Linked DNA regions of Homo sapiens: region 1 is linked to region 2. A link is a loop called in an ENCODE intact Hi-C map of the cell type or tissue named here. Cell type or tissue: heart left ventricle. All regions are shown on one strand. Region 1 overlaps DPP4 (dipeptidyl peptidase 4). Region 2 holds the start of LOC101929532 (a long non-coding RNA gene).

Region 1 (8,000 bases), 51 kb before region 2:
CAACTCAGGTCCTGCAGTATACATTTTGAAAAAATTATAAAATTAGCCAACAAAAAAATTCAATGATTCCTCCTTTACAGCAAAAGCTACCATAGGAGCTTATTTTCTACCAAGCTCATCAGTTCTGTGGTATCTGTCCCTCCTGCCATTGTTCAACTCTTTCCTTAGAACTCTGAGGGAGAGGTGAGCTTCCTCCCCGATCATTCCACACCCCAATCTATGACTCAGATGCTTGTCCTCTTGTTCCCAAGGGATTTTTTTAAAATCTTACCTTTTCCCTCTAAAACACAAAGCTCCTTCCTTCCTTCCTTCCCTCTTTCTTTCCTTCCTTCCTCCTCCCTCCCTCCCTCCCTAGCTTCCTTCGTTCCTAGCTTCCTTCCTTCCTAGCCTCCTTCTTTCTTAGCTTCCTTCCTTCCCTCCCTCCCTCCCTCCCTCCCTCCCTCCTTCCTTCCTTCCTTCCTTCCTTCCTTCCTCTTTCTCTTTTTTACTTGAAACAGGGTCTCACTCTGTCACCCAGGCTAGAGTGCAATGGCACTATCATGGCTCACTAAAGCCTTGAACGAACTCCTGGGCTCAAGCGATCCTCCTGCCTCAGCATCCCAAAGAGCTAGGATTACATGTGTGAGCCACTGTGCCCAGCTGCATCTTCAGTTTCTTTCCACTGCTCACTTCTGCTCTGTGGTTAAGGATGCAGAGTGTGTACTGATCTTAAAGAAATACTTACCTGATCCTGCTGCATCCCCAAGCCATCTGGACAAACTTCTCAAATAAACAGTCTACATTCATGGCCTTCATTTTCCCACTATTCCTCTTCATGTCTCTTGATCTATCCCTTACTACTTAGTCCACATTCATTTCTCTCTCCTCATCTTATTAAAATGTTTATTTTCTGTACCACATATTTTGCCAATTAATCAAGTAATTTTATATCTATTTAAGTACTTACTTTAACAGTCTTTTCTTAACCAAACTATTAATAAGCCATGAGGATAAACGTATTCTATCTTTTTTCAAACAGTTGCTAGCACTTACAAATTGTAGGTATACATGATTTAGTACTGAGTGGTTTATAAATATAATAATTTTATTCAGAATTACAGCAATATTAATAAATGTTCATTAAAAAAATTTTCTTGCCTGAGCTCCAAGATAATTTCTTTAATTCACCAAATATTTACTTAGCACTTACTGTGTTATTCAGTGTTCTAGGCACTAGAGACATCACAGTGAATAAAGCATGAAAAACTCCTGCCCTTATGAAGCTTATATTTTAACTGGGGGAGACATAGGAACAGATAATGAGTAAGCAATGCCATATGCTAGGTGGTAACAAGTGCCATGGAGCCTTCACAATGGAAAGCCAATGAACGATGTTAAGCAGAAAAGGACATGATTTGACTTATGTTTAAATGTGGTCGCCAGCCTGGGCATGGTGGCTTACACCTATAATCCCAGCACTTTGGGAGGCCAAGACAGGCAAATCACCTGAGGTCAGGAGTATGAGACCAGCCTGGCCAACATGGCAAAACCCTGTCTCTACTAAAAATACAAAAAAAAAAAAAAAAAATTAGCTGGGCGTGGTGGTGCACACCTATAGTGCCAGCTATCTGGGAGGCTGAGGCGGGAGAATCGCTTGAAACTGGGAGGCAGTGGTTGCAGTGAGCTGAGACTGCATCGCTGCACTCCAGCCTGAGCGACAGAGCAAGACTCCATCTCAAAATAAATAAATAAATAATAAATTAAAACAATTTTATCACTATATTATTAATGGTTTTCTATTGCTATGTAACAAATCACCACAAACTTAGTGACTTAACACAGCACACATGTATCAGCTTAGAGTTCTAAAAGTCAGCAGTCCAGCCCATTTTGCTGAGTTCTCTGTTCAAAGTATTGTGAGGTTAAAATCAAAGTTTTGGCTGGAATGAGTTGTCAGCTGGAGGCTCTGGGGAAAAATTACCTGCTCCCAGGCTCACACAGGTTGTTGGCAAAATTCAGTTCATTGAGGTTGTGAGAGTGAAGTTCTCATTTACTTGTTGACTATAAGCCAGGGCTGCTCTCACCTCCTAGAGATGACCCACATTCCTGGCCATATGGCCCCTCCATCTTCCAAGTCAGCAATGGCATGTTAAATCCTTCTCATGCCTGGGATTCCTGACTGCCTGTTCTGTGACTAGCCAGAGAAACTCTGCTTTTAAACAGTTCATGTGATTCAGTCAGGCCCAAGCAGGTAATCTCCCTTTCTTAAAGCCAACTGTGCATCATAACGAAACTTAACTACAGGAAGAAAATTCATCATATCCACAATCTCAGAGATTAGTACACAGGAGCGGAGGAGAGGGTTCTTGGGGGTCACCTTAGCATTCTGCCTACCACAATCACCTTGTCTGTTGTGTTGAGAATACACCATAGGGAAGTAAGAAAAAAAAAAAGAGAGATGTTGGCAATAATTTAGGGGAAGGGCAATTGTGTCTTTGACCAGGGTAGTAGGAGATGAGGTGGTGAGGTAGGGTCAAACTCTGAGAGAATATGAAGATACAGATGATAAAACTGCCGACACATTGGATGTGACTTGTGGATGAAAGAGAGGAGTTGAGGAGAACTTGCATGGATATTGGCCTCAGTAACTACAAAAATAGAATTGCCATTTGCTGAAATAAGATGTACTAAGGGAAGACAAAGAGTTTTGGAAGATGTCAGTATGAGATGCCAATATCACATCCAAATGGAGATGTCCAGTAAGCAGTTGTATACTGCACCTAGAGCTCAGGAAAAGGTCTGGTTTGCAGGTAAAATTGGAAAGTTGCCAAGTTGTAAATGGTATTTGAGGCCATGGGAGTGGATGAGGTCATCTAAGGTGAAAAAGGAAAAGGTCTTAGGATGGAGCCCCAGAGTAGTCCAAGGTGAGAAGTTGAAGACATCAGGAAGAATACCTAAGGAGGCTGGGAAAGACTGCACAGTGAGGTAGAAGGACAACCAGGAGAGAGTGAGAGCCCCGAGGGGAGGTGGAGAAGAAGGATGACTAATTGACAGGCACACGAGACACAGAGTGAGAAGCAACTCCCAATCTGCAACACAGAGATTAGGGACCTTGACAAGAATACAGCTGTTTTAGTGGTGTGGTGGGGATAACCCTTATTCCAGGAGGCTTAAGAGAAAAAAAGGGAGAGGGGTAACAGACAGTGATAATAGAAACTCTTTAAGAAGTTTTGTGGTAAAGAGAGCAGAGAAAGGGAGTGGTAGGTTGGCAGGGATGAGGGTGGAAAAAGACAGTTTCCTTCTTATTTTTTAAGAATATGAGACACTACTGTATGTTCATGATCAAATAGAGATGGAAAAAATGATGTTGCCACATGCAAGGGGACAGCTGGAGCCTAATCTTTCAGTAGGCAAAAGGGATGGGACCCAGGGCACAAACAAAGGGCCTGGTCTTGGGTAGGAGCCTGAGCATTCATTCCTCTAACTTGGGAGGGGAGCCGATACAGGTGAATGCACTGATGAGCCGGTGAGAATTGAAGTTCTCTTCTAATGGTTTCAGTTTTCTTATCAAAACAGGAAGCCAGGTCCTTAGCTATGAATGAGCATATGGAGGAGGTGTTGGAAGTTTGAGTGGAGAGGAGATACCTGGAATAGTTCACCAGAAAAGCAAGCGAGTGAGCAGACAGGGAAAATAGGGCCAGATTGCCAGGAAGGAATAAGGGTCCACTGGCTGCTGGGTTCTGGGTTCTCCTTTCAGTACAGCCAAACCCTTTTCATTTTAAGAAAATCATTACCATGCAGAGTAATTTTTTCGCTGGAAATTTTAAAACAAAGATTTGAGTCATCAATTAGATTTTTTTTGCCCATGTTAGATTAAATTATAGCTTCTGGACCTTGTGAGGTTATTTTGTTTGCTTTTGTTATTTACTATTTTATTTTTATGGCCATTAATTATTTTAAGTCCTACTTTCCTGGGTTAACTTTAGCAGATCTAAGTTTTACCATTTTTTAAAAATTTTGCCCATCTTATTTTATGTTGACTATTTCTACCACTTTCTGCTATTATGAACTGGATGAAATGTGACAGTTTATGTGGATTTTCTAGAGGTAAATTGTCAGTAATTCCCCTCAGATGTTTCTTACCTGCTCTATTATCTCAGATTTATATTTTAACATTGCAATTCAATTATTTTCTCCTCTTGATCACTTTGGATGCCAAAAGAAAGAAAGGGCTGAGGTCAAAATGTCCTTGAGATCAGAAAGGCAGCAACAAAGCACACTGATTTGCAATAAACCCAGTTAGGAAAGAAAGTGAGGAGAAGGAAAGGAGAGAATTACAGCTCCAGATTTTTGGAGATCAGAGCTGGCTTGATGTCTGTCCTCTTTTGTTGAAAAATTAAATCTTTCTAACGTAATGAAAAGAGAGCAATAACCAAATACACGATATGCCTACATAGGCCGTCTCCCCGATTTCTGTCTTTCAGAATTTTCAATTCAACTTAGGTATTTGCCCTTCTCCTTCCATGTGCTAGCAAAAGAAGATACTTTCCAACCTGAGAAAGGTGAGTCTTGAGTAGTCTGGTTCAATCACGGCAATTCATTCTCCTTGCCGGTGATTGGTTTGGATATGGACAAGTGACACAAATGTCGCCAGTAAGATCTGAAAGTTTGCATCTGGTCAGAGGACTTATGGAAATGGTTTTCCTCCCTGATACAGCAGAACATGAATGAGGAAGAGCATCCTCTTCTGCCCTGTGAATGAGCTGTATGAGCAAGTGCTGGGTTGAGCTGCAGAAGCCATGCTCAACCATGAGATGACATACTGGAGATCAAAAGACAAAACTCCAAGGATGGCAGAGCTGAAAGGTGGAAAGGCCCCATGTTCTTGATGTGTTCAGGCCATTACATTAACAAACCCAAGAACCACTTTACTTCTGCACTTCCAATTATAAAAGATGCTAATGACAATACAGTAATAAAACGCTATCATTCAAATAACTTTTGGCCAGGTATTGGGTTCCTTGAAGCCCAAAACATCCTGATACAATCCTCATACAGCATCAGGGGGCTGTAAGTCAGTGAGGATGGACACGGAGGTGCACTGCATGCCTCAGAGCCAGTTTGGGGGCTGAAGGATTGGAAGGATAATATTAAGACCCATTAATTATTAATGCTTTATGCTTGGTTGTTTATGTAGAAACTTCCTGGGGCAGCATTTATCATTTGGTCACTAGTGCTTCCATAGCACTTTGATCATTTACTAGAAGGGCACTTAGCTCTTTTGATTGTAGTTAATGTTTATGTGTCTTTTAATGCTGTCAATTATTTGAGGACAAAGGCCATATCTATTGTCTTTCTATCCCTAGGGACCCACAAAGTACCTGGCATATAGAAAATCCTCAATAAATATTTGCCAAGTTGGAGAATTACCTTCTGTCAACAAATCTGTGCTGGGTGAATATGAAGTAGGAGGTGTTCCTGAGCACATCCTTGAAAGGGGAAGGCTGATCCAATAGGAAAGGGGAGTTAAGCCAGAGGAACCTCTGCAGACAAGCTCTGATAAAAAGGAAACAGCCAGGAGGCAAGAGAAATTCTTTACTTAAGCTATCTAGCCAGCTGTCCAAGGAGCCATCCTTACCTTCTCTCCTTCCCTCACTCTTCACATGCCTGCACATTGTCTTACCTCCAAAATACATCCTGCGTTTCTTTTTTTTTTTTAAACTTATTTTCACCTCCAGTGCTACCATCCTTCTCCAAGCCACCATCATTGATCACCTGGACAAACCACACCAACCCCAAACTACTATCCACACAAGAGTCAGAGGCATATTTTTGAAATGTGAAAAGATCATGTCACATTCATGCTGAAATCCTCCAGGAGCTCAAAATCATACTTGGAATAAGAGAGAAACTCCTTTCTGTGTCTGCCGGTCCTCTCTATCCCACTTGATTTCTGTCATAGCATTTATTACCATCTGAAATTATTTCTGCACTTGCCTATAATTTGCCTGCTCTATGAACTGTAAAGGTCCAGTGGAACAGGGACATTATCTATACTGCTTAGGGCTAGATCTTAGCTCATTTTGTATTGCTATAAAGGAATATCTGAGGCTAGTAATTTATCTTTTTAAAAGATTATTTGGATCATGATTCTGGTGACTGGAAAGTTCAATATTGGGCATTTACATCTGATGATGGTCTCAGGCTGCTTCTACTTATAGCAGAAGGTGAAGGGGAGGCTGGCATGTGCAGAGATCACATGGTGAGAAAGAAAGCAAGAAAGAGGGAGGTGCTAGGCTCTTTTTAATAATCAGCTGTTACGGAAACGAATAGAGCAAGAACTCACTCACCCCTGTGGGAGGGCTCTGATCCCATTATGCAGATACCTTCCATTAGGCCTCACCTCCAACACTGGAGATCAAATTTCAACATGAGGTTTGGAGGGGACAAATACGCAATCATAGCAGGCCATATCCCCCATACCTTCAATAACACTTGACATGCAGTAAGCATTCAATATATGTTTTTGAATTGAAAAATATTGTATTTAGCCACTGTTGGACCTTGGCCCTGAAGAGGTTTTAAATCTCATACTGAAAGAGTTTTATGCCTGGAATCAAATAATGGAAGAATATAATAGAGAAATAAGAGTCATCCATGAAACTTATGGACATGAGTTTGAGCAGGGTGGGCTTTAGAACAACTGAGGAAAACAAGAAAAGAGGGTTCCAGCCTCACAGAAATGGTATTAGGCCACAGAGGCCACTAAGCTCAGTTTTGGGGTCCCCAGTTTTAAGAAGTCAGGGAAGGGGTGGATGATAAGACCTGCTTGATACTCACCTCTCCTACTCCCTCTACCTCAGTTATACATCCTGAGCCACCATGGCTCCTAGAGTGCCATGAATAAAATCTCTAGTGGCTTTGGCTCTGCCTTACATTACCTCCTCTTCTAGGACCCTGAACTCATAGGTCTACTTTCTTCCTCACTGAACCAAATAATTAAGAAATGTGCACATTAATGCCCCCAGTTAAAGAAAGCACATAGTTTATCTTTAAATTTGTAAAAGCTTCCTAGGAAGTTATAATTTTGAAGAACAATATAAAACAATACAATGCTTGGCAAATAATAAAACAGTTAGTTCTAATTTCATGGTTTCAGGTTACTCTCAAATTGAGAGACACACCCTCTTTTGGAGGTCATAATGGAGCTGTGAAGACTAAAGTTAAAAATATTTACAAGATATTGATTTACAGCAATGAAAGGATTAGCATCCAACCATAAAGTAATGATTAAACATTAACTCAGAAAAACTCTCACCAAGGCATTTCTATAAATTAGCCATTCATGGGAACCAGCAGGCTCAGGGAAGGTTGGTAGTCAAAAGATTTGGATTCCCAAGATCCAGTACTTACTTGCAAACCCCTAAACTTTCACGTGTAAAAAGTCAAGATATTAATATATCTCTCTAAAATGAACTTCTCTGTGAAGATCAAATGAAATAATGTAACTTACATCAGAAGCAAAGCAAGTGTAATTTAGTGCCAGTAGGTAAATCTGAATCTATTATTACTACTAATACTAAAAATCGAAACCATTCAAAAGCTTGAGATGTCAGTCATTGCCTATATACAGCTTTATATGAGAATGAAGGCAGCAGCAGTAGGCTCTTCCTCAGGATACTTAACACATAGAGATTAGAAGCCATGAAATTATAATATCGCTATGCAAATGAGAAGTTATAACAATTATGCTAATATGGCCAAGTTGATTTTATACTTGATTACAAGCTGACAGAATGATATGGAGTTGAACAGTACTGAGTATCAGCTGTAGAGTCACATTGCCTGAGTATGAATCCCAACTTTGTGGAACTTTGAGCAAGTTCCTTAACTTCTTTGATAGTCATTGGAGCCAGCCTCCATCATGGTTCCCAATGATCTCCACCTCCTGGTATTTACACACTTGTGTAGTGCCCTCCCACATTGTATCAGGGTTGGTCTGTGTGACCAATAGTACACAG
Region 2 (8,000 bases):
TGAGCCACCATGACTGGCTGAAAGCATAGTTTTTAATTGCTGCCAAGTACTTAATTGTATATAACATTTATAAATCCTCTTCAATAGTGATTTTAGTTACGTTTTTGTTATTTTGTTTTTAAATGCGTAATCACTTTGACAATCACATGGCGAAGACTAAGGTAGTAGTCAGGACTACAACTCTGAATCCAATGTTTATTTAACTATTATAAATACTTGACGCTAGGTATGATGCTTGTTTGTCCTGTTTAGTCACTAAAGATGGTCCCTTAACAAACCACACTTACATTCATAGCCTTGGGTCATCTTCTCCCACAGTGAATCTGGGCTTGTCCTGTGTAGTCAATATAATTCAGTGGAACGGAGGCTGCATGACTTTGGGCTAGGTTGTAAGAAGCCTTGCAGCTTCTGGCTTGGTCTCTGTGCTCCAGAAAAACTTGGAAGACATCTGACTACCTGAGATTGCCTTGCTTAGGGAAGCCGAAGTTGGCCAGGTGCATAGGCCATATGCACAGAGAGAGAGAGAGAGAAAGAAATGGTCTAGACAGCTCCAGATGTTCCTAGCCATCCCAGCTGCGGGCACACAAAACAACTTGGATGTCCAGACCAGTCAAGCCTTCATATGCCTCTAGCCCCAACCACTATATCTTTGTCACTACATGAGCAATGCCAAGTTGGAACTGTCCAGCTGAGTCCAGTCAACTCACTGAAAGAGCATAATGAATTGTAGTTTTAAGGCATTGAGTTCTGAGGCGGTTTGTTACACAGAAACAGAAAATCAAAACACTGCTTCACTTCTATGTCTTCAGCACCTGGCATGAGGCTGGTGTACTTGGTATATTGTAAACACTTGAAAAACATTTGTTACATAAGTAAATAAACTTACAAGATTACTTGCACACACAAATAATATGTGTATAATTGTGAAATTTCCTTATAATTAAAATGCTAAGAAAATAACTCACTTTCTAGTTTGTTATTTCTTGTTTTTCTCAGTTTCATTTTCCACTGGACTGACTGGGTCAATAAACATTGAGTTGGTATTTGTACAAACACAGTAGAGCCAAATGTCATAACTGGCTGAAATTTTTCCTTTCTTCAGAGAGTCCCACTTCTTTGATGATCTAGGCAATGTGTTACAGGAAGGTCCAGTGCAGAGCGAAGTCTCAGCAATTATTACCATTTCTTGTTGTTCAGACTTCTTGCTGCAGGAGCCTCAGTGTTTGCACAATCACACTGCACAACTTCCAGGGAGATTTCTGCACATCTGACGCATCACCTAAAATAAAGAACATTCTATGCCACTCAATATCAAAGTCTCTTTAGATGTTAGCTCAGGCCCTGAGATGCGCTCTGTCATGTTGGAGAGGGCACCCCTTCCACTCTGAACTTGTACCATCTTGCCCCAACCATTGAGAAATGTGGCAACCATAAGCAAACCTTAGAACTCCCACAAACAATTCCCATCAACACAAATCTCATTCCGAGGGAAAATTTTTGTAGAAATTACAAACACCAACTTGAGACTTCTATAAAAACGACATGAAACACATTGGAAATGGTAGGCCTACGTAGGTTACTGCCAAATTTCTAATTCACAAAGTGGTGTGCTCTTCTCAGGGTTGTTACGGAGGCCTGGCCACTTGCTGTGTACAATGGGAGATTCCTGGAGAGGCTCTTTCTCACTTTAACTTTTTTTCTAACTAATCTAATTCTGATTTCAGCTTTCAACATTTCAGTACTTAGATTATTCACTTTAAACGGGCAACCCATGGGCTCTTTTCTCTGTTCTCCCAGAAACTGTGGGAGCTGAGTGGCTTTCCATAATATGCGCTACTTGGTCTCACCCTGAAGCAGAGAAGACTTTGCCTTGTACAACTTCAAAAGGCCCTTTGATAAGTTATGTTTGGCTTCTTACTTAAATATAGAGCAATCCAGCTTATTATCACTTCCAGTTTGTTTTTAAAATAAATTCTTTCTTTATCACACCCTCAAATCCATCTAAAGAATGTTTAAGTTCTGTTTAAACAATTAAGAAAAGCCACCCAAGGTATTAGCTGCAACAAGGGTGAGACTTGTGGTGTGATGCAATGTCTTACAGTGTCCCCTCTGCTCCAGAGTCTTGTCCCTTAGTCTTAAAATTCAGAATATTCAGTTATCTGGCCACCTATGGGGTCTTACTGCATGCATGAGCCAGATCATGACAGGCTAATTCTGAATGGTCAAACCCAGCAGGCTCCTCGGTGAAACAATGGGCCAACCTGAATCATTTGCAATGAATGAAGAACTAGATCAAACTCCAGAGCAACTGCTGCTAATAGGGATACTCTGTCATCCACAGAATATTTATTGTTATTAAGCCTCATATTAGCGTTCCTTCATGTGTAGTTTGAGAAGTGCTGATTTAGACAAAATGGATTGAAACAACATTGTTAGTCTCCACTTTAAAGATTCAGCTGAGTGTCAGCTGCTCCAGGGAGCCTTGTCTGACCCTAGAGCAGTTTATCTCTATGACACCACTATTGTGCAATGCAGTGCTGTGGTTACATGTCTCTGTTCCCCCACTGCATTGCTTTCTCCTGTTCTCCTTGAATACACTAATCACAAGTTTGGCTTTGAAGAGTTCATGAATGGATGCATGAATGAATGAATGAATGAATGAATGAATGAATGAATGAAAGAAAGAGTGAATGCAGTGTCAGATGTGTAATATTGGAAAAGCACTGGCCACAATGGTAGCTGTAGAACTCCAGAACTTCTCCTGAGTAATAGTTATAGTATTATCCCTTTTGCAAGGTTGTTGAGGAGTAAAACAATGAGATAATCTGTATTATTTTATTTAGCAAATGTATAATTGAGTGTCTACTTGGAGCAAAATACTGTAAAAATATTCCAAAGTGCTTTAAAAATGATACTGTTTCTCTTTATTTTATAATAGAATTTGGTTGGCCAATTTCTCTAACTGTACATACACTACTAGGCAGGGTGGCTTTCCATTGTTCTCTAACATCCTGTTTTTAGATTTTCTTGCTAGGAATTCACATTTCCTCATAACTCACTTTTATTACTACTTTGTAATACTATAGCAGTATGAACGGTCCTGTAGGGAGCCTGAACTGTGAGTATTTTGATAACCTTTCTTTATGGTCATGCTTGGTTTAATTTGGACATGATTCAGGAAAAAGAAAAGAGAAAAAAAAAACAGAAAAAACAACACTGCAGATTTGTTTTTTTTTTTTTTAATAATTCAACATAATCCTTTAAGGATGCAATGCTATTTTATTTTAATTTTTTATTTTATTTTTTATTATGCTTGGTGTGTTTAATTAGAGTGGTTTGGATACAGAAAACAAGTTTGATAGAAATTTGAATTTAAGTTTGTTTGGCAATTGGATACCAAAGAGAAATGTAAGAAATATTTTCAAAATTTGAGAACATTTTGGTTCTTAAAAACTACATATTATGTAAGTTAATGTTTACATGGCTTTGAAATGGTACAGGCACTAATGTATGACTGAAAGGAAAACTTAGAGAAAAAGGCATCTTCACTTAGGAACAGCTGAATTTGGGAACTAACAAGAGCAAAGCAAATAATTCAGTAAGTTGTTGCATGGAATAAATTTACTATGGTAAAAAACACCATTTACTTTGAGAACATTCCGATATTTTTCAAAATAACTCATAACATCATTTTGTATAATGGATGAGTTTCTTTTAGTGGTCATGGTTTCATAATTTGTAAAACCTAAAAAATGTCTAACCTTCTAGTTAGTTTTCATTTTTGTACTTCTTTTAGAAGTACAAAATTCTATGCTATGACATATTAATTTGCTATGGGTTGAGTGTGCTAAATTCCAAGAGATATGGCTTCCAAAGGCACTCAGATAAGCAGGCAGAAAGGACAGAGTCATTGAATCCCAACAGTTATTTAAGTCTAATGGAGCGTATGCGATCACAGCTTGGATTGTGGTTCTGAACCAATGAAAAGGTTGAGTTTCAAAACTATGAAGTTTGAGCCTCAGACTCATTTTCATAGAAACCCTGATGTAAATGATACATAAATTCCCAATTTAATGGGTATGGTTGCTGGAAGGGTAACCCCAAATCTGAAGTTGGGGACAAGTCTCATTGGTGATGACTGTATTTGAAGGGTTGCTTGTGGTATTGAGTGAGTGGTCTCTGTGGTCCTCATGGAGCTGCACAGCCTCATGTGGAGGACCATGAAGGTTCGATACTGGAAAAGGTGTCTAAGGCAGCAGCTGCTTCAGGCAGCAGAAGGCTGCAGAGGGAGAGTTTTGGGGTCTGTTGCTAGGGTGTTGTGGTGGTTGTAGTCCAGAGACTTGGAGCAACACTGGGGAGGACTCAGATGGTATTAGAAGACATGCTTCTGGGAGATGCTGCCATGTCAGAGACAAGGCAGGTGTGACTGGTCTGCATATCCTTCATAAGTCCTGTCTCTAAGTCATGCATTTCTAGTTACTTGGCTGAGTAACAAATGACCCCAAATCTAGAGGTGCAAAACAACCTTTTATTATGTTCATGGATTCTTTGGACAGGGCACAGGGAGGGCAGCTTTTTTGTGTGAGGCCAGGAGCCATATGCAGAAGACTCAAAGGCTGGGGCTGGAATCATCTGAATGCTTGCTCACTCACATGTCTGGGGGTGCTTCTGGCTGTTGCTGAGGGTATTTCTAGGACTATTGCTGTGGACTGAATGTTCGTGTCTCCCACAGATTCATATGTTCAAATCTAATCCACAGTGGGATGGCATTTGGAGGTGGAGCCTCTGGCATATCATTAGGTCTGGAGCAAGGAACACTCATTAATGGGGTTAGTACCCTTATAAGAAGAGGTCAGAGAGCTAGCTCATCCTCTTTCCACCATCTGAGGACACAGCCAAATGTGGCTGTCTGTAAACCAGTAAGAGATCCCTCACTAAAACCTGACCCTGCTAGCACCATGATCTTGGAATTTCAGCCTCCAGAACTGTAGGAATAAATGTTTGTTGTTTGAGACACCCAGTTATGGTATTTTGTTAGAACTGTCCAAGTTAACTAAGCAGCTGTCAAGTGGAATAGCTACACATAACTCTTCCATTTGGGCTGGGCTTCCTGTCAACATGGTGGCTGATTTTCAAAGATAAGCATCTTAAACAGGGCTTGCTTTATGGATTTGTGTCCTGTGTAGTTACACAAGACTCACACACAGAAGAGGGCTCTGTGCTTGCCACTGTTTTGAAAGAAGAGGCTGCTCATTTTCATTTTCTCCTGGGTTCCACAAATTTTATCACTGGTCCAGATTATGACAGAGAGAGAGAGAGAGAGAGAGGAGAAAGATAGAGGGGGGTGGGGAGAGGAACTAGTCAGAAGCTATATTGCCTTCTTTTAATTCATCTAGGAAGTCAGGCAGCATCACGTCTACTACATTGTATTTGTTAAAAGCAAGTCATTGAGGTGCCCCATATTCAAAGGGGAGATAATAGATTCCACTGCTTGATGGAAGGATGTCAAGGTTCTGGGAGAGTATGTGGGAACATAAATATTGCTATGGCCATTTTTGGAAAATACAATCTGCCACACATGCTCTGCATATATTTCTGCAGGTGCCACCTACTGGGTTAGTTTTTATTTTGTTTCTTGTGTAATAGAGTGTTAAAATTAAAGTTAGAGACTGAGACACCAAGATAGAATTGATGTGATATTCCAAAGCCAGATCACAGTATGTGAAATTTACATTCCATGACTTGAATCCCCTCAACCACTTTCAGAATGGAAAGAGTTGACATAGAGGAGAATTTTGAAATGATTTATTTGGAAAGATCAGTTGCTCCATTCAGGTTTACCCCATGTTTAGTAAGGGAGACCTCCAAGAGTTCATTTGGAAAGTTTTGAATCACCTTCCTTGAAGTTAGGAGCAACTTAAGCTGTAAAAATTCAAAGAGAGTAATGGCAAGAAGATAAGGCATTATATTTATTTTTTATTAAAAATTTTGTATGTTATTAAAAGTTTGTATTTATCTTTTCATTTAAATTAATAGCTTTATTTTTATTAAAATTAGCATTTTTGTTTTCTTTCTTTCTTTATTTTTTGAGACAGAGTTTTTGCTCTGTTGCCCAGCCTGGGGTGTGGTGGCACGATCTCAGCTCATTGCAACTTCCTTCTCCCAGAAGCGATTGATTCTCCTGCCTCAGCCTCCCGAGTAGCTGGGATTACAAGTGAGCACCACTACTCCCAGCTAATTTTTTTTTGTATTTTTGGTAGAGATGAGGTTGTCTCCATGTTGAACAGGCTGGTCTTGAACTCCTGACCTCAAGTGATCTGCCCGCCTCGGCTTCCCAAAGTGCTGGGAATACAGGTATGAACCACTGCGCCCAGCCTAAAATTAGTGTTTTTAAAAGGTGATTTAATCAGTAAGGTATTTATTATCACCATATAAAACAGACCTAGATAGGGGCCTCCATGGTTAGGGAAATTTGTAATTTGTAGGCTCAGCAGATACAGCATAAGGGTGATAGCAGATTTGACCACATCTACAAATAATATGCATCTTTCCAAGAAGCCCAGACTGGGTACCCCTTGAGGCCCCTTGGCCATTGCCAAGCCTTCTCAGAGGTGATGGGAATGAATCCATTCAAATGGGCCCAGGACAATCCTGAATTCTCTCCAGAAAAGGGGAAGGGAGGCCAGCGAGCTGCTTTGCCTATGCACATGGAGATGACTTTCACAAATATTGAATTCAGGCAGGATGGAAAGCTTATACCTTCAGATTTCAAAGGCAAAGGAATATTTTCTGTGGACTAGCTATGTGTGGGGTGATTGGGCAAGTGAGTCAGTGTGGGTTTTTTATGAATTTGTACAAGGACCCTAGATGGTTGAAGGGCCAGAAGCCAGAAGTTGAAGTTAATATCAGATAATTAAGGGCTACAGAAGGACTCATGAGTAACCCCTGACTAACCATTCTGGTTTGCCCGGATCTCAGAAGTTTCACAAGATGTGGGCCCTTTAGGCTAAAATGGGAATATTCCTGGACAAGCTGGGATAGTTGGTCACCCTACCTACCTTGGGCCACCCATAATAGGATGCATTAACCCAGGACAGGACTGCAGGGCAGGGGCCCACCAGGGAACCTACAGGATGCCCGTGAAAGTGCCCATGAAAGAAAGACTCATCTGCAAACATTTGCCAGGCCTGGAAAGCCCGAAGCCAGTACAAGAAGGACATTTCCTGGCCCTTTACCATGTCTCTCTTCTAGCTCTGGCCTTAGCCCAGAAACTGGCTGGCAAGCTGCGGGGAGGGCATCAGAAGGGAGGAGGGAAAGCACTAGGTGAGGAATAGAGAATAAGCCATCCACAGCGGAGCAGCCAAGGAACAGGGACAGGAAAAGGTTTAGTGCTAAATCAGTTTCAGTTTCTGGTTATGTAAGATGTTCTGATTACTGAATTCCACTCACTTGTTACTAAAGGGATTGTAGGACGTTCTTGTCCTCACATACACACCCAAGAGTATCTAGAAAAGTCCTGGGATGCACGTGAATGTTCAACTGGGGCAAGGGAAGGTTAACTCCACTGAACACTTGAAGGGGAGTGCTGTGATTTCACAATGGGCCATGCTTGTTCAATATACTTCTTATACTGGAAATTTCAAAAATCCTGTTCCAACGAGAGTGACAAATGGCAGGTCAAGGAAATAACTTGTTTATTCCTCTACTTTGTGAGGATTATGCACTTTCCATGGACTGTTTAAAATTCCTCAAATGATGAATTTAAGAGGGAAAAAATCTATCTTTCCCATCTCTCACTCAGTCTCCAATGGCTATCAAACATCAAATATTTTCCTCTTCCCTAGGCTGGAGGCCTAACAACTCTGGGAACTAAACATCAGATTTTCCACAGAGAATTGTGGGTTCATTTATTCTTTGGGATGATTGTCAGATATTACTTGTCTTCCTCTACCTCCACTGTACCCCCTCAATCAGGTGAACCCACCTGCTAAGGCTACCTG

What was found. Peaks named below come from ENCODE experiments on the same cell type or tissue, not always from the same donor. Only the 100,000 strongest peaks of a DNase experiment are listed, where the experiment ranks them.
Region 1: a loop joins it to region 2, with 2.1 times the contacts of the local background. A loop is called at or near these places in 30 of 110 quality-filtered maps.

The regions. Positions count from the first base shown.
Region 1 is chr2:162,060,566-162,068,565 of GRCh38, forward strand. The region is part of intron 2 of DPP4 (dipeptidyl peptidase 4); the gene reads right to left. Among named protein-coding and RNA genes, the nearest start is that of DPP4, 9.6 kb to the right of the region's middle. RefSeq lists an enhancer at 3,523-3,592 and a silencer at 5,254-5,548. In heart left ventricle, no CTCF peak of the experiment used is centred here; no DNase peak of the experiment used is centred here.
Region 2 is chr2:162,111,415-162,119,414 of GRCh38, forward strand. LOC101929532 (a long non-coding RNA gene) reads left to right here and starts at 3,027. Exons shown (of 4, transcript NR_110255.1): 1 at 3,027-3,118. RefSeq lists a silencer at 1,065-1,359. In heart left ventricle, no CTCF peak of the experiment used is centred here; no DNase peak of the experiment used is centred here; H3K27ac peaks cover 409 bases.